Linked DNA regions of Mus musculus: region 1 is linked to region 2. A link is a loop called in an ENCODE intact Hi-C map of the cell type or tissue named here. Cell type or tissue: gastrocnemius. All regions are shown on one strand.

Region 1 (8,000 bases), 68 kb before region 2:
GTTGACTTGAATTAAGGAGGTGGGAGGAAAGAGAGAGAGAGAACATGAAGCGCACACAAGGCAAATGGATGTTGGAAGGAGTGGTGAGGGAATGGCATGAGGAAGAAATACTCTCCTATCCAGTCTCTCTTAAGGTGACCAATGTTAGCAGTGTCCCCTAAGGCCCTTCTCACTTTCCTTTATCCAGTATCATATTCACATAGTTCTATAACCATAACGGAAAGTTTTTCTGCTTTTTAAATCACTTATTTAACCACAATATTAGTTCTTAACTTCATGTTTTTACCAGATTTCTTTTTATGATGATGAATAAATAGCTAATTCCAGCCTTTTCTGTGCTATCAAAAAAATTGACTAGTTAACAACAGCAACAAGAACAAAAAAGGTGAAAAAGCTAATGGTAGAGAAACAGTTAAGTGTGTGTGTGTTCTCTGACAGTGTGGATGGGTACCGATACAGTACTTATAGCTGCCTTTAAGAGTGATTGGAACGGTGGTTTTCAACCTGTGGGTTGTGACCCCTCTGGGCTCTAGCTACCCCTTTCACAGCAGACGTTGACTAAGACTATTGGAAAACACAGCTATTTACATTATGATTCATAACAGAAGTAAAATTACAGTTATGAAGTAGCAATGAAAATAATTTTATGGTTGGGGGTCACCACAACATGAGGAGCTGAATTCAAAGGTCACGGCACTAGGAAGATTGAGAACTACTGGATAGATGATGAACTGTGTAAATGTTTTTCTTTTTCCTTTCTTTTTGATGAGGCATGTTATCAGGAAAATAAAAATAGCAGGTCAGACACTACTAGTTATAGTTGTCTGTGAGTTTGCTAATTGGTATAGTGCTAATGGTTAGTAAAATCTCCAGGGAAAGTATTCCTGGTGAGTTCATCTAAGGGAATGGCTCCATCTCTCCTGTTAGATCAAGAACAAATTGTCATTTGTAGCTGAGTCATACAAGCCAAATGTACTTCTGATTCAATTTAAGAAATGGAATATATTTCAAAGGGTTAGGCTTACCAAATCATGAGTTCAGTTTAATTGTTATTAATTTGCTACGGGTGTTTAATAGGAACAAAAAATCTGCCAGCGCTATGATCAGCTCATGGAAGCGTGGGAGAAAAAAGTGGACAGAATAGAAAATAATCCCCGGAGGAAAGCAAAAGAAAGCAAAACAAGGGAATACTATGAGAAGCAGTTTCCAGAAATTCGAAAACAAAGAGAACAGCAAGAAAGATTTCAGCGGTATGTAGTTTGATGTTTAGTAATTGTGATTTTTTTCCCCTTCAAATCATATTTTTTAATTTAACTTTGTATTGATTCTTTGCAAATTTCACATCATGTACCTCATTCCCACTCATATTTTTCTTCCCTTTGTATCTGTCTTCCACCCTTGCCCCCAAAAGAAAGTAGAAATCTCACTGTGCAGGCTGTAGTGTGTCATAGTGTGTCCACAGAATATCCTTTTGTCCACACTTCTTTCCCTGTGTCATGGAGATCCTGCTGCTTTGAATCTGTAGGACCGTCCCCTTCGAGTGTTCCAGCTGTTCATTGATGGGGCAGATGTTGGGGTGGGTCAATTCAAAGCCCTGGATCTGGGCCTGGGTGGCATCTGAGCTAATAAGCCTGCCATATTTCCCGTACCCACACCACCAGGGAGGGCTCTCCAGCACTGCCTCAGCTAGCTCACCGGATGATTCAGGCAAGGGGCAGAGCTGGCTCTCTATTCTCATGCCCTCTCCTGTGGCCATGCCAATAGGGCCGGCTCTATTGTGCTGCTCAGGCCAGGTGCAGGGCCTGCTCTCTGGAGTGCTGCTGCAGGTGAGGGGCTGGGTGGTTTTGTTTTTGAGACAAGATTTCTCTATGTAGCCTTGGCTGTCTTTGAATTTGATCTGTAGACGACTGGCTTCAAACTCAGAGATTGGTCTGCCTCTGCCTCCTGGGTGCTGGGATTAAAGGTGTACGCCACCACTGCCTACAAGAAATTTTAATTTTGAACTTAAGTTTTTAAAATTATACTTACTATTCATTTTGGGGGTTGTATGTGGGAGGCTCATGTGCCATAGTAATACTGATCTGATGTGAAGGTCGGAGGACAACTTGTGGGAGTAGGTTCTCTGAACCCACCAACTAGTATTAGCCCAGTCCATTGGATCTAATGGCAACCGCATGGACCATTTTGCCAGCTCTGAGGATAATTTCTTAGTGAATTTAATATTATTTTGTATATCTAATTTGCATGTCAAATCTAAGTGAATATCTTTCATTAACTGTTTTATGCATGTGAATGAATGTTTTGCCTGTGTGCCTGTGTGCACCATGGTAGCCACGGAGGCCAGAAGGCCTTAGATTCCCTTGAAACTAGAGTTATAGCCAAGTGTGAGCTGCCATGTGGATGCTGGGAATTGAACCTGAGTCCTCCGGAAGAGCACCCTGTTGTCTTTAACTTCTGAGGCATCAGAAGATGTCTGTGGCCCTAGGCCTTTACTTTTTTTTTTTTCCTTCACCTTTGAGACAGGATCTGGAGTAGGTCAGTAGCCCTGGCTGACTTGGTATTTTACTATGCGGCTTGAGACCCTCTGCCTCCACTTTCCAAGTGTTGGCATTACAAGTTCCTGTGTGTCACCATGCCTAGTTTATGCAGTGCTGGGGCTTTGTGCATGTTAGGCAGGCAAGCACTCTGCCAATTGAGCCAAATCCTCCCTCATCTTAAGCCTTTAATTCTTGGAAGTTCTAATTTTCTTCAAAATGACAGTACGAACAGGCCTGAATGTTCCTTAATAATCAAACATAATGAAATAGCATGAAATTCATTATTGAATCAAGAAATTCTGTGTGCTGAAAGATGGCTCTGTGATTAAGAGTCCTTGGTGTTCCTGCAGAGAACCCAGGTTTGGTTACCTATGAGCTGATGCCCTCTACTGGCCTTTGTTGTTTCCAGGCATGTGTGTGGTACACAGTCAGAAATGGAGGCAAGACACTCAGACATATAAAATAAAAATAAGAGTTAAAGAAAAATTCTTTGCCCGGGGGGGTGGTGAGTTTAGTAGATAAATTTTGACTCATGTATTTATTTATTTTAAAGACAGTCTTTTTATGTAACCTCAGCTGTCCTGAAACTTGCTATAGAGATCTGTCTGTCTTAAGTCTTACAGAGATCATCTGCCTCTGCCTCCTGGTGCTGGGAGTGAACCACACTTTGTATTTTGATAGGTTTTTATGTGTAGAAAATAGGTATGAATGAAACCTCATTAGTAATGCCCATACAAACTTACAAATATCTTAAACTTAATTTTCTGTTTTGGTACTTTTCCTTATATTTTAGAAATGTGCAATGTATTTTTCTAAGCTTGCTCTGCCATTATTTAGAATACAGACAAAAATTAGACATGGCATCAATCATTTCTTTTTTAATATAGGTACCCCATTACTCAGTGCACTATTCTAACTAGAATATACAACCTTTTTGTCTGTCTGTCTGTCTGTCTGTGGTGCTAATGATCAAACCCAGGTAGTGATGCATGTAGGACAAACACTTTACCAACTGAGTTGTAATGTATCCCCAGTCCAACGTGTAACTTAAATCTCTTAACATTTAAGTTGTTGCTAATTTGGTAGTGATTTATGCATACGTCTTGAAAGTATTCACTGAATTTCAGGTTTGGTTTGGTTTTATTTATTTATTTTTTTGACTTTCTATTGGTTTAGAAAAAAAGTCCTACTTAATAATACAGAGTCATCAAGGGAGACACCCAATATCTGCACACATTTACAGACATACCTGCATCATAGACATGCATATACACAAAAATGTGCCATTGTGTGTCCTATCTTACAGACATGGACATGATGTAGATATTTCACTAATGAACTTAAGGAGTTGTAGTTATATGTACAGACTTGTATATGATCAACCCAACATCAGTCAACATTCCAGATAGTACCAATTGAATTCAGTGGGTTACACAGAAAAGTAAACAACAACAACAACAACAAAAATGTAGAAATCTTGAAAGGGAGGAATGGAAGGTGGATGTGATCAAGATAAATTGTTCATGTGAACAAAGTTTCAAAGAGTGATTATAAAATATTTATTTTAAAAGTCCTACTTTAAGCTAGGCAGTGGTGTGTGTGCCTGTAATTCTATCACTTGGAAGCAGAGACAGGCAGATCTTTGATTTTTGGGGCCAGCTTGGTCTGTATAGTTCCAGTATTTATACTAATTTGTTATGTCTTCATAAAAAGTCTTTAAATATATTTGTATTTTTTCTTCATATTTAGAGTTGGTCAGAGGGGAGCTGGTCTTTCAGCCACCATTGCTAGGAGTGAGCATGAGATTTCTGAAATTATTGATGGTCTTTCTGAACAGGAGGTAAGAAAATTGATTCATTCAAGTTAATTCTCTAACTGTATAAGCATTTTAGTCCTGTAGCTCAGGGGGTAAATGTTTATCAGTATGTAAATGAGGACACTTTAGGTAATAGTGCTTGAAGTATTCTAAAGACTAAGATCAACCATTTCTTGGTTTCAAGTAGTGTAATTAAATGTTTTACAAGGATTCTTTTGTCAGCAAGGAGACCTGGGAACAGTTAAGGAAATAGCTCTGATTGGCTGGAAGGTGGTGACACATGACTTGGGAGGCAGAGGCAGGCAGATCTCTGTGAATTCAGGGACAGCTGGTTTATAGAACAAGCTCTGGGATAGCCAGGGCTACATAAGGAAACCCTATCTGGAGAAACAAAAGAAGGTGCCCATCACTGTGTCCTTGATAAGGACATACCAGAGGCCCGGGGAGGCGAGGCTAGAAGGGATGATGGGCTCAGTGTGAAAGTGAGAAGTAATGGGTGCAGAGCTGGCTGACATGCTGAGCTTCTGGCTCCATTCCAGCAAGGGGGGAAGGAGCCTCTGCTTGCTCCCCAGAGGCTGTGGTGATGACCACAGCAATATCTGTAAATCGAGAGGCAGGTAAGCTGTCCCAGGCAAAGGTACTTACATTTTAAGCAAGAAAATTTGAGTGAAAATGACCACTTTGGGATTAAAAAAACTAACCCAAAGATGAAACTGGAGACATGCCTCACCTCTCAGAAGACCTGAGTTTACGCTCACAACGGTTTGTAACCCCAGCTTCAGGAGATCTGATGATGTCCTGAGAGGTCCCCTGTACTCACATGCCATGCACATAATTTAACAAAACACCTGTTCCTGTGGTGAGGCCTTTATCCCAGAGGCAGGGCCAGGCTGCTCTCTCTGAGTTGGTCTGGACTGCAAGTTTCAGCTCAGTTTGGACTGCTTAATGAGACATTGCCCCTCCCCCCCCAAATAACAAACCAAAGTCAAACAATCAAAAACACAAACAAACCAACCAAACAACAGGGATCATAGCTGAGCATGGCACAAGCTTTCAATCCCATCACTTGGAAGGCAGAGGCATGCTGATCTCTGTGCAGAGATGAAAAAAAAAATCCATATTGGAAGTTGTCAGATACAGTCTGAGATACAGGAAACTCTCAAAATAACTCTAATCTCAGTTTTTCTGTGACAAAGTCCAAACGCTATCTACTATTTTTTCTTCTTTGATACAGAGTTTCTGAAATTTTGTTTAAAAAGTTGAAAGTTATTTTTGCTGTAGTTTTCCTCTAAGAATAATTATTTATAGTTGTGTATTTTAAAAATAAATGCTATGTATAAATACATACATAAATAATAAGTAATCTTCCAAGGGTAGAGTTGTGGAGAACTTAAATATTCAAGTAGTAGTACATTTGAAAAATAAACTAAGGTAGATTTAGTTTAACATTATTGAACGATTTAGAAATCAGGCATATAAAACCTATGCTTGCATGTTTTCAGCACACTAACAAGTAAAAAAATAATGAATGCGAGGGGCTTGAGAGTTGGCTCATCAATTAAGAGCACTGGCCACTCTTCTAGAGGATCCAGGTTTAGTTTCCAGCACCCACATGGCAGCTCACAACTGTCTGTAATTCCAGGTCCAGGAGATCTGGCACCCTCACACAGACATACATGCAGACAAAACACTAATGCACATGAAGTAAAAATTAAAAAGAAATAGTATCAGCCGGGCAGTGGTGGCCCACGCCTTTAATCCTAGCACTTGGGAGGCAGAGGCAGGCGGATTTCTGAGTTTGAGGCCAGCTTGGTCTACAGAGTGAGTTCCAGGACAGCCAGGACTACACAGAGAAACCCTGTCTCTAAAAAACAAACAAACAAAAAAACAAAACAAAAAATAGTATTGTGAACCTGTCTACTTTGATCTCTACTAATCTATGGACACCTGTTTATTTTTTCTGTGACTATTTTGATTCAAGTTGTAGTAGATTACTGTAGGTTTACTGTTTTGAAGAGTGGACCTGGTACTTAAAATTGCTGTAATAAGTACATTTTTATGTATTATCTCACTAAACTAAAATATAAGAAAGAGATTCTAGTTGTTACTATTTTATGAAACTAAGGCACAGGAAGGTACAGGGCCATAGTGCTGTGGGTAGCAGAACTAGTGGTTCTTGTTCCAGAGCCTTTCCTCTGTTCATTGAGTCAAGTTACGTTTTTATAGGCCCTCTTTTTTGGTTTTTCGAGACAGGCTTTTACAGGCCCCTCTTATAAGCTAGTAACAAGTAGTAGTTTTAAGTGAATTCTCTGTAATTCATGTAATTCAGTGTAAATATCTTAGAAATAATTATAAAAGACATGCTATGATGTATGACATTGTCATTAAGTTGCAGATTTTTTTACCTGTTAAAGTCTATATCTCCTTAAAATTTTAGTTTGAATATTATCCCAACTAAACTGCATTTATTTTTTGCAGAATAATGAGAAGCAAATGCGTCAGCTTTCTGTGATTCCACCTATGATGTTTGATGCAGAACAAAGAAGGGTCAAATTCATCAATATGAATGGGCTGATGGAGGATCCAATGAAGGTTTATAAAGACAGACAGTTTATGAATGTTTGGACTGACCATGAAAAGGAGATCTTTAAGGACAAGTAATTTTAACTGTTAAATTATTGTTTTATAGAAGTTATTAAAAGTGTTTGGCTTTTACTTGAGAGTGAACTCTTTCCACAAAGCTTTCATTCCAGTTTGGCCTTGGAGTAAATGCTGTGAGTAATAGATAAACTTATCTTCCTTTAAGCTTGGAGGTAGGATAATGGTTAACAGAAATGGGCATCTGGAATCATTTTAGGAAAGATTCCTTAACTTGGGTGCAGTACAGGTTAATTTTGGGAGGCTCGTTATAGGACAGATTTCTGTGCCTTACAATAACCATGGATTCAGGTAGGTAGTTTCCTTTAAACATTTAGCAATAAAAGAATGTGGTGGTGTGTGCATTTAATTCCAGCCCTTCAGAGACAGAGGCAGGCAGTTCTATGATTTTGAGGCCAGTCTACACAGTGAGCTCTAGGACAGTCAGGGTTACATAGTAAGACCCTGTTTCAAAAAACAAACCAAACCAAAAAAAAAACAAAATTTAAAAACTATCCTTTAAAAACTCGGCCATTTAAAAATTCTTTCTATCAGAGGCTGGAGAGATGGCTCAACAGTTAAGAGCACTGACTGCTCTTCCAGAGGTCCTGAGTTCAATTCCCAGCAACCACATGGTGGCTCCCAGCCATCTGTAATGAGATCTGATGGCCTCTTCTGGTGTTCTGAAGACAGTTTATATACATAAGTAAATAATTCTTTAAAATAAAATTCTTTTTTTTTTCCATGTGGAAGAGGTTTTATTGGAAGGGAGAGACAAATCAGTGGTAGAGAGAATAGAGGGGAAGAAGAGAGCTAAAACAAAATTCTTTATATCTTTGTTATCCAGTGGGAAGTGAGGAGTCACTTTGATTTAGGCTAGACATTATTCTCCTAGTTATTTCTTATTTTGTTAAAACATTTGTATGTGTATATATTCTTATTAATATTTCTATCTTGAATAATTTCATAAATGCATATAGTTTATTATATCCATCCCATTACTCTCTCTC
Region 2 (8,000 bases):
TATTTTCTTCACATATTTCCCACCACTCCTGTTCACTTTCACAATGTAATACTTTAGTTATTTGAGAAAAATCATTATTTTTATTTTTTTGCCACACATCAGTTTTACTAAAATCAGGACTGTCCAACAAAAACATTGTTAGCCACACATGATGTTAATTTCGGTTTTTACAAATTAAATTATGACACACATTGAAAGCCATGAAACATTTGTTTTGTAATAAGGTGGCAGAATTAGTGACTGATAACTTTTGAAGGATTAGCTCTTAGGTCTGCCCTCTACCACCCTCTTAACTTCAGCGAAGATAATGTTTGTTCCAGGGGTGTCCCTTTTTAGGGTTCTCCAAACACTCCGTCAGGGTGTCCTCTCTCCAGGTGATGCCTTTCTTCTTGTTGGCATCTTTGTAAGTCAGTCTTGCAGCTTGACCTATCTTCTGCCCAAATACACCATAGAGATTCAATCTAGTATTATGCTTGCTGCCCTTCCCACAGTGTGGCACTGGGCACACATCTGAACAAAAATCTTGTCTTTCTCAACATCCCGTTTTGAATTGGCTCCTAGCTGGTCAACACCACAACTGTGATGGCTCGAAGACGGACAGGGCGCTCTCTCACTCTAGTGCTTTATAAGCAGTAACAGTCTTGGCAGTGAACCAGCTCTGTGGTCTGTTTTGCTAAGATCAGATTGTTCCACAGAAATGGGAATATTGGAATCAACTGTTGAGATCTACCCCTTACTTACTTACTAATCTCCTCTGATGATGTTAGCCCAGGGTTTATTTCGGGCTCCCATGGGCTTATTACAAATATGTTTTTAATTCTGTTTCATCTCATGCTGTAAAACCCTGCAAGCTTTGCACAAGGGCAGCTTTAACAGTCTATTGAGTCGGATTGAGTTTGATTTTATTGCTAGTATGGAATGCTACTGGACTTCTCTTTAGCAGAATCAAAAAACCCTAAAATATGCAAATAGCTTTGAATAACTTGGACTTTGAAACTTTCCATGGATTTATTTTAAAATGAGGTTCTTTTCTTAAAGTGTCTTCTCACAGGTATGAAACGGCTAGTGATGCCATTGAGGTGATAAGTCCCGCCAGCTCACCTGCACCACCCCAGGAAAAGCCACAGGCCTATCAGCCAGACATGGTTAAGGCAAATCAAGCAGAAAGTATGTCTGTTTTGCCACTTCTGTGTTTCTTATTTGCATTAACATTTGCTTCTAGTTTCCTGTCTAGGCCATGGTAAGATTAACTTGTTGCAGAGTAATCTACTCTAGAAACACTTAAAGCTGTACTAACAAAATACACTATTAAACTATTGTTACTCTTTTGTGCATAGTTTATTGAAAATAGATCTAAAGTAACTGGTACACAAGCATGAGGACCTGAATTTGGATACCAAGAATCCAGCCCTGTAGCCCCAGCACTGGAGCAAGAGGTGCAGGGAGTGTGAATGGTAGATCCCTTCCACTCACTAGCTAGCCAATCCATGAGCTTCAGGTTCACCAAGAGACCTTGTCTCAAAAATAGAAAGGCAGACAGCAATAGAGGAAAGAGACTGACAGCAAGCAGCCTTTGCCTGCATGTGCACACTCACTCTAACAAACATGTGTGCATATACACATGTAGGAAAATGGCTGAAAATTCTGCTCACTTCTACACTCAGAAGCATGAAAACTAGTAGAATAAATCAGTGGGTTTTTTTTGTTTCTAGATATAAATACATAAATTATGTGTATTGGTGCATATCTTACGTTTTTCTGAGTTATACTGAGTGTGGGCCAGTAGCATCCTTAGGATAATGTATCTACCTACCGTCTATTAGATGAGTCCACTCGACAGTATGAAGGTCCACTGCATCATTATCGGTCCCAGCAGGAATCACCATCTCCACAGCAACAGCCACCACTGCCCCCATCTTCCCAGTCAGAGGGAATGGGACAGGTGCCCAGGACCCATCGACTGATCACACTTGCTGACCACATCTGTGTAAGTCTTCTCTACTTCTGTTGTTGTTGCTATTATTATTATTATGCAGAAAGCAGTTTTTTGGTTTTTTTTTTTTTGGTTTTTTTTTTTTTGTTTGTTTTTAAAAACACAAGAAAATCCTAGCAAAGATATTTAGGTTAAGCTGGCATGGGGGCACATATCCCATCAGTCGGGACTTTGAGGCAGGACTACTGCTGAGTCTAAGGCTGTTTTGTACTCAGAATGAAACACACAGAGAATGCAGAACAAGAAGCTGAGTTCACAGGGAGCTCTCTTGGCGGGTATTTAACAGCTTTATGACTTCCTCCGCTTCTCATTTACAGCAAATTATCACACAAGATTTTGCTAGAAATCAAGTTCCCTCGCAGCCTTCTACTTCTACATTCCAAACTTCACCATCTGCTTTGTCATCCACACCTGTAAGAACTAAAACCTCAAGCCGCTACAGCCCAGAATCACAGTCTCAGACTGTCTTGCATCCCAGACCAGGTCCTAGAGTCTCTCCAGAAAATCTTGTGGATAAATCCCGGGGAAGGTATAGTTTTGTTTTGTACCAAACAAATTTTGCAGCAACAAGATAGTTTAAATATGTCTATAAGTTAGGAGATTCATTTCTCATATCAAATGTCATTTGCCCTTATTCTCTGGAAAGGGGACCCAGGGGTACTTTTCTCCTGTCCGTTCTTTTCAGGATGTCTACTGTCTGGGTACTTAGCACTGTATATGTGGATAAATATATATTCAAAAGTAGCTGGGTAGTCTTTGCACAAGTTTGAGTAGTCTTTGAAAATTCTTTCTCAGGCAGGGCAGGTACATGCGTATATTTCTAGCTACTCTGAAGGCAAGGGCGTGGGGGCTAGTCGAGGCTAAATAATGAGACCATTTCAAAAAACTCAATAGCAATAATGGGAAAACAGGCTGTGAGCGTAGTTCAGTTTTGGCACACTTGCCTCATATGGACAAGGCCCCAGGGCTTGACCATACGTAATATTTGTTAACAATGTTCTACATCCTATCAAAAAGGAATCAGCAGTTTCAGTTCAGAGTAGCACACTAAACATCAGCATCAGATTATATTTAAATAGGAAATTCATAACATGCTAAGAACAGGAACATGACTATCAATAAAACAAAGATTGTAGCAAATACTCTGAATATATACAGAGGATGGATAAATGAGACAAGTGGAAATCAATGCTTAGGTACAAAGAGATGACTGTCGCTCTAAATGAGCCAGGTACAGATGGCACTCTGGACAGAGACAGGCAGATAACTGACCCTGTTTCAAAAAACAAGTTGGCTGGTTTTAAGAGTAGAAAATCACCAGATATGGTGACTCACGCCTTTTATCCCAACATGTGGAGGCAGGCAGACAGATTTCTGTGAGTTCCAGGCCAGCCAGGGCTATGCAGACATCCCGAATCAAACAAAACACAATACAAAACCACATGCATATACTTCAGTGCAGCCGGTGGCCAGCTCTTTTCTTCTTCTTTCTTTTTTTTTTTTTTTTTTTTTTTTTTTGGTTTTTCGAGACAGGGTTTCTCTGTCCTGGAACTCACTCAGTAGACCAGGCTGGTTTCAAACTCAGAAATCCACCTGCCTCTGCCTCCCGAGTGCTGGGATTAAAGGCGTGCGCCACCATGCCTGGCTCCTCTTTTTCGTTTTATTCTCACTTCCCTATCCCATTCCCCCACCCATCTCCATGCCTTACTGGAGTGTTCTGAAGCAAATACTAGACATAACCATTTAAAAAGGCTTAATGATCTTAAAGGCATGATAAAAGCGTGCTTATTCTCTTTTTGGGGGTTGAGGTAGGGGTTGTCCTTTGTGTCTTTGTGTATAGCTCTTACTGTTCTAGAACTTGCTATGTAGACCAGGCTGGCCTCTAACTAGAAGAGACCCGCCTGTCTTTGCTTCTGGGAGCTGGGATTAAAGGTGTGTACCACCACACTCAGTGTATTTTTTTCTCTTTTAAAAAAGAAAAGTGAAGTCATCATGAACAGAAGGCTGGCTCTAATCCTTCAGAGGCTGAGGAAGGAAGACATGCAGAACCCAGGAGTTCCTTTTAGACTAGCCTGAAAAACAATAAGACACCCACACCATAAACAGATAGATACATAATTAGATACATAATACATAAACAGACAACTATTATGTTACAGATTTGGAACAATTGATGACATTTATGAAGAAGGATTCCAGTTGGCTTCTCTACTTAAACCCTACATCCATGAATCTGAAAGATGATGGTTAATTTTTTTCATTGCTCTTAGTGAAATTATTTTATTTATCATCTAAAATATTTACATAATGAGGCTAGGCAAATGGCCTACCACTAATCCATACTCAGGGAGCCCTGTAGTTTTAGAATAGAATGTGCATCATGAGCCATATGAAAATGGCTGATAATTGGGGAAAAGAGGTAGGAAGATATGTGTGCTTATTTTTACATTTAAAAAATACATATGTATGGTTGGAGTGTACGTAAACTAAAGGTTATGCCAAAAAGGACAAGACCTGAAGATAAATTAGGCCTTTTCTCATGCATGTGGGTGTTGATGGATAGGTGATTGAAGGTTCACAACTACTACTATTTTAAGAATGGTAGAATTGATTGGGGTAGGAAATACCATCATTTATAAGATTATAAGTTAAATGCAGATGTTAAGTCAGAGGTGGCCTCAGACCGAGTACAACCTAAAATGTTGCATTTTCTACCCCAGCAGGCCTGGAAAATCTCCAGAGAGGAGTCATATCCCATCAGAGCCCTATGAGCCCATCTCCCCACCCCAAGGCCCTGCTGTGCATGAGAAGCAGGACAGCATGTTGCTCTTGTCACAGAGGGGAGTGGACCCTGCTGAGCAAAGGTAAGCAGGATGCACACATGTCTTTGCCCCAACTCCTTTTAGGTGCAGACTGTGCCTGAGGCTTTGCCTAAATCACTGCCTCTCTTCTCTTTTTGGCTCTTATAAAGGATAAGACTCGGGGAAGACTAGGAGTACTTTTTCCCCTGCACACAGAGCACAGTGCCTTCCTTGTATATTTTCTTTTTACCACGTTGACCTGAATTACAGAGCAGTCCTCATTTGTCCCCAGAGTTAGCTGAGACACAATGTGCAGAACACAGTTGCTAGCGTGGCATTTGCATTCCTTCAGGGCCAGGCTTACAAAGCTTCATTTCCTGCTGTCTCTCCCTTACGTTATATTCTCTGTTGTCTTTTCTCTCAGTTCATTTTCTTCAAAAGAACAGTTTTCTTGGTATTTAATACACTAGAGACAGGATTTGATGGTGGCCAAACCTTGTACAGAGAGGAAAGTCCAGTTTTAAGCCAGGTCTGACTCTGCTGGTGAATTTCTGAGTATTTATTGTATATAATACATGTTATTACCTTCAATGAAATGAGGAAGAAAATAATTATACATTCATATGTTTTCCCAAATTGGATTTTTATGCATGGGAACCATTTTTTTCTCTCTTTGTCTTTGTTCACAGATAATGTTGTTGTGTTTCAGTGGTAAATGAGCACATATGACTTGATGGGGTTGTCAGTGGTGTGTTCTGTTACCATCTCTGTCAAAGCAGCTTGCTGAACTTTGAATATAGAAGCTACCAATGAAATACGAGATTCTTTGTATTAAGACTCAGTTCTTCTGTTGTTTGTCTTATAGTTAGGCCATTTTATGTAGATACTGCAGCTATTTTGCTAGGATCCAACCAGTGATTGGCTTTTGCTATTTTATAGACAAGTGTGTCATTAGTCACAACTAGGGTACTTAAAAGACAGTGCTGCTAGTAAGTTAGTTCCTAGCTTAAATAACCATAGTTTGAGCTGTGAAGCGCAAGAAAACAACAAAACAACAACGTTGATAAGTTTTCCAATTATTACTTTGCCATTTTATCTTATATGAATTTGTGCTGTAGATTAGTCAAGCATGGTGGGTGGCACACACCTTTAATCCCAGCACTGAGGAGACAGAGGCAGGCAGATCTGAGTTCAAGACCTTTCTTGTCTACAAAGTGAGACAGTCAAGAGTACATAATGAGACTCTTGTCTCAAAAAACCAACCAGATAGAGAGAACTGTATATCATCTTCCTTTTAATCCCAATTTTACCATTTCACTTCTCAGAGCTAAAAATCATTAGATAGATAGACAGACAGACAGGCAGGCAGGCAGGCAGTCCTGTGGATCATCTTTATGAGTTCATGGTCACATATGCTTTGTACGGTTTGTAACCAACACAGAATGGAAGGCAGTAGTTTTCTGAGTATTTTGTACCTGTTATTTAAAGGAGTGTTCCTAGGGTACATGGTTATAATAGATTGAATTCTATTCCTGACAGGAGTGATTCTCGATCACCAGGAAGTATAAGCTACTTGCCTTCATTCTTCACCAAGCTTGAAAGCACATCACCCATGGTTAAATCAAAGAAACAGGAAATTTTTCGTAAGTTGAACTCTTCTGGTGGAGGTGACTCTGATATGGGTAAGTAGGATTTTTTTTCCATGAACTCCAAATAAAACATGCATTAACAATGCTATCTCTAATGTTGCCTTTTTTATAATATTTGAGTTTGATGGGTTTTATAGAACATTTTGATTCTATGCAAATTCACAAATAGTTCCTTCTTAGGAAGCAAGAACTTGGGTATTTTCTAAAGCCATTCATCTTCATGGAGAGCTGAGACAAAATTAATTTTATATAGTATTTTGTTGATTTCTATCTTGTTTTAAAGCCTGTTTGGCCTACTTTTTTTATCTTCAAATATTTGAAAAGCATGTTCTTCCTGAGTCTTATCTCTAAGTCCTGTTTGATCAATTATTCTTCACATGTTCTTGTTAAATTATCTCACTTTATGTAGCTTATCTTTTGGGAATCTCCTGAGTCATTCAAATTAATGGTATTATCTGTCCTAAATGTATCATTCTTAAGGCTATCTTCCTATTCTTCTTAGTAACCTGAATAGCTAAGCTACATGACATTATACCTAAGAACAGATGTGACACTACCTCTTCCTTGCTGTTTTGTGGATTACTAGTAATCCATCGGACAGGCCAATTTATACTTGCTTCGTCTTAGCTGCTTTTTAACCTGCCAGAACATGATGGGATCTCAAGGGTCTCAGTGCAATTATGTAGCATATAGATGCAACTATGATAAACTTATCTGTCTTTAAAAAAATAAATAGTAATTCTTGAAAAAGATTAAATAGCTATTATTGTGCACAACACTACATGTAATTAGCTTCATTTTATAAGTGAGGAAGGAAATTGAGTCAGAGAGATTTAATAACTGATAAAGGCCACACAAGTAGTAATAGGAATGGAACTCAAACCCAACATTGCAACCTGAGTCTCTTGCTTCCACCAGTGTACCCTAGCTGTTCTATATGTGGTCTCCAACGTTGTTGGCAATGCATTCATAATGCTGGATGGCAGACTCTTGCTTTCCTTTGGGCTGATGTCCTTGCTCTGATCAGATCGCTGCTGTACTATCATTTGCATGTGTTCTGCTACCAGCCAGCTTTATTAATTTACCAATGATAGGGAATATAGAGAGCCCCGTCTCCGATCTATGATTTGCTAGTCTCCTGACCCTGTCAAAAGAAACTCTGGGCTCTGAAACTGAACTGAGGCAGATGTATAATTATACCTCTACTACTTGTGATTAGTCTTCATTGAATTTGAGTCTCTACTGAATGGTAAAGAGAAAAAGGATGAGTCCACCACCACTTGTGAACTTACCCTGTCTAGTTATTAGATATACCTTGCTTTCCTTTTCATCATTTTAGTACATCAAATATAGATCTACTATGGAAAAGTGAGCAATAATCTCCATTAGTGGAAGGGGTTTCAAGATAGGAACGCACTAGATTCTCTTGAAGTGGCAACAAATTACAGAATGTTGACCAGGACTGTCAGCCTAACACCCAGTCCATCACTAAAACACTGCCATGCCAGGCCTTTCATCTCCAGTCTTAAAGGTTCTTCTGCTTACACTCTTAAACAA

The links. Hi-C counts contacts between places; a loop is a spot of excess contacts. Peaks named below come from ENCODE experiments on the same cell type or tissue, not always from the same donor. Only the 100,000 strongest peaks of a DNase experiment are listed, where the experiment ranks them.
Region 1: it touches region 2 in a loop (2.3-fold over the local background); 8 of 42 quality-filtered maps call a loop at or near these places.

The regions. Positions count from the first base shown.
Region 1 is chr11:62,391,515-62,399,514 of GRCm38, reverse strand. Ncor1 (nuclear receptor co-repressor 1) reads left to right here. Exons shown (of 45, transcript NM_001252313.1): 9 at 1,078-1,250; 10 at 4,287-4,377; 11 at 6,832-7,010. Among named protein-coding and RNA genes, the nearest start is that of Ncor1, 43 kb to the left of the region's middle. In gastrocnemius, a CTCF peak has its summit at 2,927 (motif pointing left); DNase peaks (open chromatin) are centred at 2,924 and 4,867.
Region 2 is chr11:62,323,963-62,331,962 of GRCm38, reverse strand. Ncor1 (nuclear receptor co-repressor 1) reads left to right here. Exons shown (of 45, transcript NM_001252313.1): 37 at 1,039-1,167; 38 at 1,824-1,987; 39 at 2,311-2,522; 40 at 4,714-4,857; 41 at 6,334-6,476. It also overlaps a transcript of Ttc19 not described here. Among named protein-coding and RNA genes, the nearest start is that of Ttc19, 46 kb to the right of the region's middle. In gastrocnemius, no CTCF peak of the experiment used is centred here; a DNase peak (open chromatin) is centred at 642.